Regions from separate parts of the Homo sapiens genome. Here region 2 is linked to region 1. A link is a contact called in ENCODE Hi-C or POLR2A ChIA-PET data. All regions are on one chromosome and are shown on one strand. Each heading gives the region's core, a stretch centred on a gene start or an enhancer-like site at or near the end of the contact. The rest is flanking DNA. Distances are from core to core; before and after follow the strand shown.

What was found. A loop is a pair of places that touch in the nucleus more often than their neighbours do. ChIA-PET counts read pairs that join two places held with the same protein, here RNA polymerase II (POLR2A). Pooled maps may share reads with other maps.
Region 2: a loop to region 1 is called in a pooled map, with 1.9 times the contacts of the local background. The contact joins two enhancer-like sites. A Hi-C loop is called at or near these places in 6 of 168 maps with a recorded cell type or tissue (CD8-positive, alpha-beta T cell, PC-9, heart left ventricle and 3 more) and 3 of 50 pooled maps. POLR2A ChIA-PET finds 5 or more read pairs at or near these places in 8 of 52 experiments (B cell, CD4-positive, alpha-beta T cell, PC-9 and 5 more).

What each region holds. Positions count from the first base shown.
Region 1 is chr6:144,331,919-144,336,260 of GRCh38, forward strand. All of the region lies in intron 2 of UTRN (utrophin), which reads left to right. Among named protein-coding and RNA genes, the nearest start is that of UTRN, 49 kb to the left of the region's middle. RefSeq lists an enhancer at 1-13. Within about 2 kb of position 2,458, at least 15 of the 41 ENCODE cell types and tissues checked have a DNase peak (open chromatin) inside an H3K27ac peak, as active enhancers do.
Region 2 is chr6:144,375,886-144,380,227 of GRCh38, forward strand. The region is part of intron 2 of UTRN (utrophin); the gene reads left to right. Among named protein-coding and RNA genes, the nearest start is that of SNORA98, 28 kb to the right of the region's middle. Within about 2 kb of position 1,851, at least 4 of the 41 ENCODE cell types and tissues checked have a DNase peak (open chromatin) inside an H3K27ac peak, as active enhancers do.

The sequences.
Region 1 (4,342 bases), core at 1,208-3,707:
TGGTGAGATGCCATTTTCAAATGTATAATGCACCTCCTTGCTCACTGTCCATCATTGCCCCATCCAGCCACACTGGTCAGCTTTCAGCTCTGGGAACAACCTCTGTTTACAGGGTCTTTCCTCCACCTGGAATACCGGCCCCCAGCTCTTGGCTATCTCCTTCTCCTCCTTCTGGGATTGGGCATTGGATGAAATTGCACCTGCTTAGAGAAGCCTGTCCTGACACCCACCTGAAGTAGATTTTGTGCTGTTGTCTCCACCATCCACACTTGTCACCATTGCTCATTGCTTTTGTTCACTTGTTTGTTTACTTTAGTGTTGATAGGTCCCCAAGACTGTGCTCTCCATATGGGCAGGGACCAAGGTTGTCTTGTTCACGATTGTGTCCATAGTGCCTTGTACGGTGCCTGTTCTGTAGGGATGATAGATCCTTGTGAATGAATGAATGAGTGAATGAATGAATGAAAAGGCGGAGTCACTTAAAAGAACAAAAGCATTTGTAATAGACTTGCTATTCCTGTTTATTCTTTGAAATTTGAGGTAATTCTTAACTAGCCACTTAGGATCTCCATTAAGAACCCTAGTCAAGACCTTTGGGTATTACCTCAAAGTAAAACAAAGTGGGAGTATTTTGGATCTTTGGAAGTTAACTTGAAAAAATCTAAGGATTCTTTAAATTGAATATATAGGGAAGAGAGAACTCCTACTCAGAATACTTAAGTTACAAACACAAGAAAAATTCATAGATTAAAAAAATTGAACAAAGAGTATCATTAAGTCAAACCGTTTTTAATAGTAATTTTGTAAAGTTATTTATGACACTATTTTTTATGTATATTCTCAGTTCTCTAAAACCTGATAATTTTGGTGATTTACTCTTATCTGTGCTTTGAACACTTTATTCTTATAATTAATATCATTATTTTTAACTTACTGAAACCTTTCAACTTACGTAATCAGTAATGTTCTCATGCTGATATTAACCTTTTATTTATTTATTTATTTATTTATTTATTTATTTATTTATTTATTTGAGATGGAGTCTCATTCTGTCACTCAGGCTGGAGTGCAGTGGTGCGATCTTGGCTCACTGCAACCTCCACTTCCCGGATTCCAGCCAATTCTCCTGCCTTAGTCTCCCAAGTAGCTGGGATTACAGGCTCCCACCACCACACGTGGCTAATTTTCGTATTTGTATTTTTAGTAGAGATGGGGTTTTGTCATGTTGGCCAGGCCTGTCTCGAACTCCTGACCTCAGGTGATCCACCCACCTCGGCCTCCCAAAGTGCTGGGATTACAGGTATGAGCCACTGAGCTCAGCCTGATATTAACCTTTTAATTCAATACAGTCTTCCCATAACAGACCTTCTCCCATTGATGGGCTCATTTTTATTGCTCTTTGTTCTCTACTGATTCTGTCAGTTTTTAGAGCCCATAAAATAGCTTCATTTCTATACCGTCTTATTCACATTCAGATTTTTCATATAGCATGTCACACACAGTATAAGACATTTTCCATAACATATTATGAGTTGATGATTTCTGTCATGTTGAAGAAGATCATACAGCAACACTTATCTTGTAAATTCTCTTATAATGCCAGGTAAAAAAAATGTTATGTGAAATGGCACATTGAAAGAAAGGAAAATCTAAAGGTGGATTGCTTAAATGATTGTGATTGTTTTTCCCATTGGATCTTCTGCAGATGAGAATTCCCTGCATAGATCACCCAAGGGGTGGCAGATCGGGCTTCTCAGTTTCAGCCAGGGGTGGACGGTTTGCATCTCCTGATGTGTTCATCAACAACATGATGAAGCCAGTGTCCTTGGCTACTGATTCCAACCTTTTGTTCTGTTCTTGGAGAAATGGGGAAAAAGATACACTTATATACTAGTGTAGATTTTGGTTATCTTTATTTGTGAAGAAAATTTTTTGTTTACCTCTCATTTTATTCATTCGTTCAGTAAATATCTCATTTTATTCATTCGTTCAGTAAATATTTATCCACCCACCTACTATGTGCTAGGCACTGTGATAGTCACTAGGTATTAAAAAAGTACATTGATGATCGATGCTAAGATTATTTTCAAACTATTTTAAGAGAGGACTCCTAAATTAAAAGAAATTATGTATCAACAGACAAATGCCCTTTTATTTTTTTCCCTACAAAATTGCTGCTGGCTAGAGAATGATGATGATTTGCACTTCTGACATCATTGCCTAATGTTGGGTTTCTGTGCCTGGGCTCTTTATGCTGTGGAGGCAAATGGTGCTTTGAGTGTCTTAATTTCACCGGAATGCTGCACCTGTTGCTGGCTATTCTTGCATATGAAATCCAGACCCTAGAGTCACTTGCTTTCATTTCCTTTTCCTCCTCCCTCTTTCCGGTGTGTGTTTGGGGGGGGTGGGGGTGGTGAGGCAGGGTGGGGGCAGCAGATTAGTAGCTTCTGTGAAGAGTAACCACCTTCCTGTTCCGTCAAGGCTATGATTTTAGCGCCCCCGGGAGTGGTAGTGTTGCGTCACTCTGTCATCTGTCGCCGAAAGACTCATAATCCGGGCAGCCTCAAGAGTTTGAGGCGTGGGTTTGTGCCCGAGTTTGGGGTTCTAGGGGAGGGGTGAAGTGGAACAGGCTTTCAGCAGCTGCTGCCGCCACCTGATACCTGGAACCTTACTGCTATTGAGGAACATGTATTTCCTCTTGGCTTCATTTGCTGTTTGGCTATGACTGAGGAAGACAGGAGGTATTGCATAGTATCATTTACTTTCATAAACATAACTTTGACATCTCTAGGCTTCATGTTGGTTCAGGCAATGCTCTCGAAAGCCAGGGAGCTGCTTTGCAAGATGCATGCTATGGCTGAAGGAACGGCTCAATAGCTGGGAGCTGGCCCTGAGGTTTAAATCCACTCACAGCACGAATTTGGTGTTTTACTTTGTGTCCTGAAACCTCAATAACCTCATTTTTCAAGTGAGAGTTGAAATATTGACACAACTTAACTTTTAAGAATTTTGAAGGCATCAGTGAAAATAAATTGAACGAACTTTGAAGTTCAGAGATCTCTAAAAGTGAATACAGACCAAATTATATCCTGATGATCAAGTAGGAACATCCGTAGTTCCAGTACTATAGTTCATTGACAACCTCCAGAAAGTTACGGTAGTCTAACATTCCTTATTTAAAACCAACTTTGCCATGTTTAATTTATTTATACTTTTATAGATAGACAGATTTACTACTGGACATTCTCTGGCAGAGAAAAATTTCATGGAAAGTGAAGTTTAATGTGAAATGGCACATAAGTGGTCCTGACTTGCAAACTCAGGAATGGCTTGTTGACCACTGTCCTGGAATAAGAGAGCCCAGCTTTGTTCTTGTCTTATTTCTGGATCGCCCTTTCTCCTTTGTACCTTCTGACATTGTTTCTGAGTTCCCTCCTCCCATCTGCCACCCGCTCCTTTGCAACTCTGTAGAGCATTTTAATAACAGGTTGTTTGTGCCTGTCTTGCCTCTGCAGCACTCACTCCCACCTGTTTCCTCAGCCTCTGACTTCTCCTTTCCCCTTTTTGGCATGCTCTGACCTGCCTCCGTAGTTGAACCCGATTCCTGAGGCAATGATATGGCAGGTCCCTCAACTCTCCATCTATAGCACTTGCCTTGCCTGGCCTGGGAACCGGCTCTTTCACTGCTGTACTGCATGGAACAGAGTAGGCACTGCTTAAACCTATCAGCTGCCTGGCTCTCTCAAATGCTCTTTCCAGGAACTCTGGCACTGTGAACCCACTGCTGAATCTCGTGGCTCATAAATAAACTCTCAAGTGATAATTGTGACTTGAATTCTCTAGTTCTTACCTGACCACCTCTTAATATCATCCTGGAACTGTCTTTATATCATCTTGGAAACCCTGGAGCTGATTTGAAATACCTCTGGTCAGTTCCTCAGCATCAGTTCTGTCTAATGAACACCTATATTCTTCATTGTCTCCTCACTCTTGGCTCTAAGTTGTCACAAGTAGATGATTATGTCTCATTCCCAAGTAGAGATAGGACACATGAGAGTGGGTGGGTGTGCCCATAGTTTAGACAGGACTATCTTTGTGTGGTACCAGCTGCGGCAGGATCTACAGATGACTCACACATGTTAATACCCACATCTTCTGAGTGGCCAACATCCTCAGATTTGCATGTGGGCATTTGCAAGAGGAAGCACACAGATGCTGTGATCAGGGCTGAGATGCCTACAGGTGTGTCTGCTGGGCTGCGGCAGGTGGTGGCCAGTGGAAGACAGGTTGTAGGTAGGGAAAGTGTTGCCTCATGGAGGGTGATCCTGATATGGTGGGAACT
Region 2 (4,342 bases), core at 601-3,100, 43 kb after region 1:
TCAGCACGTTCTGCCTGGCGTTTTATGGCATGTTTTCTTCCCCCCCACATAGGGTAGCAGCCTTTTTATAAGTTGTAATGGGTTTTTGATACCCACTGTCATTTTTCTTTTCTTTTTTTTGAGACAGGGTTTCACTCTGTCACCCAGGCTGAATGCAGTGGCACGATCACAGCTTCCTGCAGTCTTGAACTCTGGGACTCAGGCAGTCCTCCCACCTCATCCTCCCAAGTAGCTGGGACTACAGGTGTGCACCACTATTCCCAGTTGCTTTTTTTAAAAAAGTTTTTTGGGTCGGGCCGGGTGGCTCACGCCTGTAATCCCAGCACTTTGGGAGGCCGAGGTGGGTAGATCACGAGGTCAGGAGTTCGATACCAGCCTGGCCAACATGGTGAAACCTGGTGTCTACTAAAAATATAACAATTAGCTGGGTGTGGTGGCGTGTGCCTGTAATCCCAGCTACTCAGGAGGCTGAGGCAGGAGAATCGCTTGAACTCGGGAGGCGTGAGTTGCAGTGAACTGAGATCATGCCACTGCACTCCAGCCTGGTGACAGAGCGACACTCTGTCTCAAAAAAAAAAAAAAAGTTTTTTGTAGAGACAGAGGCCTCACTATGTTGCCCAGGCTGATCTTGAACTCCTGGACTCAAGCAATCCGCCCTCCTCGGCCTCCCAAAGTGCTGGGATTATAGGTGTGAGCTACCATGCCCAGGCTTCCCAGTGTCATTCTGATTTGAATTTTTCTAGAAAGATTTCTAGAATTTTTCTAGAATGATTATTGTATCCTAAACATTTATAGCATTATGTTCTTTACTTTTTATTGCTTAGAAAAAAATAGTTTAGTTACTACTGGTAATTTGCAAATTAAAGAATTATGTATAAAATTGCTATAGGTGCCTGTGGTTAAATTCTTTTACCAAGATTTCACTTCTAGAGAACTGAAGAATTTACCAAAGTAAAAATGGTCTAACTTTATTACTTGGTTTATAGAAATGAATAAATCATAGTTAATAGTACAGTATATTAATAATACTGTGCTCTAAGCTACAGATTAGAAAAATATGCACCCTGTTTGTCACAATAAATGGAGTGACCAAAGCTATAGTATTTCAAATCTGTGACTATTATATATTTTTCTATACCAAGTCACTTCTTTTTTTGTTTGTTTGTTTTTGGGACAGAGTCTTGCTCTGTCACCCAGGCTGGAGTGCAATGGTGTGATCTCAGCTCACTGCAACCTCTACCTTCTGGGTTCAAGTGATTCTCGTGCCTCAGCCTCCCCAGTAGCTGAGATTACAAGCGTGCACCACCACACCTGGCTAATTTTTGTATTTCAATAGAGAAAGGGTTTCATCATGTTGGCCAGGCTGGTCTTGACCTCCTGGCCTCAAGTGATCTACCTGCCTCAGCCTCCCAAAGTGCTGGGATTACAGGTGTGAGCCACGGTGCCCGGCCTGTACCAAGTAACATTTCTTTCTGTGTGCAGGAATATACATGTGCTTGTTACAGAGTTGAGTTTATCATATTCTATCACCATGTATTTCCCATAAATCTATTAAGTTAAAATCTGTGCCACTTATCAAAGTTTGGAGTGATTACATATATATACATAACCCTATATGATCTTTGAATTCAGAGCCTTGATGCTAGCCTGAGAGTCTGTGTGTATGAATGCAGGTGGCAAGAGTGAGGCATGGATTGTTGCTATTTTTTCTACCGGAGTGCCATTATTAACAGTTTCTTTTCTGTATAGTCACTGTGAACACTGTTGTGGGGCTGCTCCCTGTGTGTGGCTCTGCCTCAGAACCCACAGAGTCGGCTGGCTCCCAGACCTACTCTGTCTCTGGTTACAAGTCAGTGTCTTATTTACTGGAAGTTAAAAGACAGGGCACTGTTGATTTACACTGTGCTTCAGCATGCCCTTATTAGTATTTCTTGGTTCTTCCATCAGTGAGTCTCTGATTTCTTCACCAAAAAATAATCTTGCAGAGAGTCATGATCAACCCTGTTTTTATAAAACACTGAGCTTTGGAAAGGGAAATGATTACTCATCACAACTCTAAACACTAGGATAAAATGTTCCCATTTAGATCAATCAGGGGCCAATTTAATTTTCTAATGAACTTTAGAATTGCTTTTGTGGTCTGCCTTTAGGGACTATTATTATACCAGCTTTTCTTCTTTTTAATGTTTCTAGAAGTCAATTTTCATCTTTGCCAAGAATTAAAGGATCCTTAAACATGTGGAAAAGATGAGAAAAACAGTCAGTGGATCATCTTGATGATGATGGTCTTGCAATTTTGCAGAAGGTTGAAAAGGCAATACATATAACAGATTCATGTTCTTTCTATTGAAATGGACAAGTTAGAGGTCTAGATTGAATACACTCTGTGTTTAGACTTAATAAACACTTTCAATAAGCTTATTCAATATTTTTTAAATTGACAACCTGTATTGGGAACTGCATATACTATAGAGATCAAAGTTGACATTTCTTGCCCTCTTGGGCTTACCCAAAACAATATGTAATCAAATTAAGATAAGTACTGGGTGCACAAGGAAGGAAAACAGGTTGCCTTTAGAGACTGGAGGAGTCGTCCAGAAGTCCGCTCTGAAGAGAAGATGTTTAAAATTAAACCTGCAATGTTCGTCTGAATTAAGCAGGTTGAGAACAGGGTGAAGGAGGCAGGCATAGCAGCATGAACCAATATCCCGAGGCAGGAAAGGGCTGGGTTTGTCAGAGTAACATGAAGGTCAGTGTGCTGGAGCAAACTGAGGAGGGTGAGTGTTTCAAGACAAGGCTTGGCATAGGAGTGGTCAGATGATTCAGGGCCATATGAACCATGTTAATTTAGTTGTTCCAAAGTTCAGAGAGTTGATTAGAAGGAATAAGAAGAGAATTTAGGAGACAGTGTCAGAAGGTTATTGGCTTTAGGCTGGAGGCAAGAGATGACAGTAGCTTGGACTGGGGGTTGACAGTGGAACTGAAGAGATGTGGATGGACTCAAGCTGTATTTAGGAATTAGAACCAACAAAAGTTGATAGAAGGGTTAGATTGTGGTATTAGAAGAAAGGATTCATTTCAGCATCCTGGCATGAACCAGTGAATGGATGAAAGTGCTTTTCCGTAGTTGGGAAAGACTAGAGGCAGAATAGATTTGAGAGAGAAGCAACAGTTCAGTTTTTTGATGGGTTAAGGTTGAAATGAGTCTGTGAGCTATCTCAGTGGAGATGTCAAGTAGGTGGTTAGTTACATAGTATGTGTTTATCTCTTGCTGCATAATAAATTATTATGAAACTTAGCAGCAAATCTATATTAGTTATCTATTGCTCTGTAACAAGTCACCCCAACATTGGTGCTTTAAAACAGCAAATATTTATTATCTCATGCAGTTTCCTTGGCCAGGAATTTTGAAGTGGTTTAGCTAGGTGATTCCAGTCCAGGGTCTGTCATGAGATTGCACTCAAGATGCTGGCCAGGGTTGCCATCATCTGAAGCTTGACCGAGGCTAGAGGATCTGATTCCAAGATGGCTTATGTACATGGCTTTTGGCAGAAGGTCTCAGTTCCCTGCTGGTTCTCGGTCGAAGGCCACAGTTTCTCGCCACGTGGGCCTCTCTCTAGGGTGCTTGAGTGTCTTCATGACATGGCTGTGAGCTTCTCTTAGAGTGAGAGAGATATGAAAGAATGCAAAGGGGAAGCTGTAATACTTTTAGTCTCAAAAGTCCGACTCATCACTTCTGCCATATTCTATTCAGTAGAAGTGAGTCACCAATTTCAGCCCATACTCAGTGGGTGGGGAATTAAGCCCCCCGCTTGAATAGACAGCCACCAAATAATTTCTGAATGTATTTTAAAACCACCACACATGATTTTGTAATTGAGAAGAAAGGTTTGGGCTGGAAATAAGACATTAGGAGTTTTGCACATAGATGCTGTGGAGTGAGTAGATGCGTGACCACTTAGTAAAAGTGTGAAGAGGTCCAAGACTGATCCTTTAGGAAATCTAACTTGTAGAGGATCTGCTGTGGAGGAGTGGAGGAGAAGGAAGAAATGGAATCTGGGAAGATGAGAAGAATTTTTCAGGCAGGGAGTGTTCTATTCTGTGGAAGCCTACTGGAATGTGTATTTGACTTTCATTTTTAAGAATTTATTCTCTGAATGAATGAAGAATGAATAAATAAATGTCATGTATATGTTCAAAATTTTAATTCTAAGTATGATTGTTATTGAAATGCTTATAAAATTAAGAATGGAAATCAGCATTAGGAATGCATAATAACAGAGTGGGAGATATTGGTAAAAAATTATTTAATGTCCAGACAATAAAATACCTATGAAGCTTT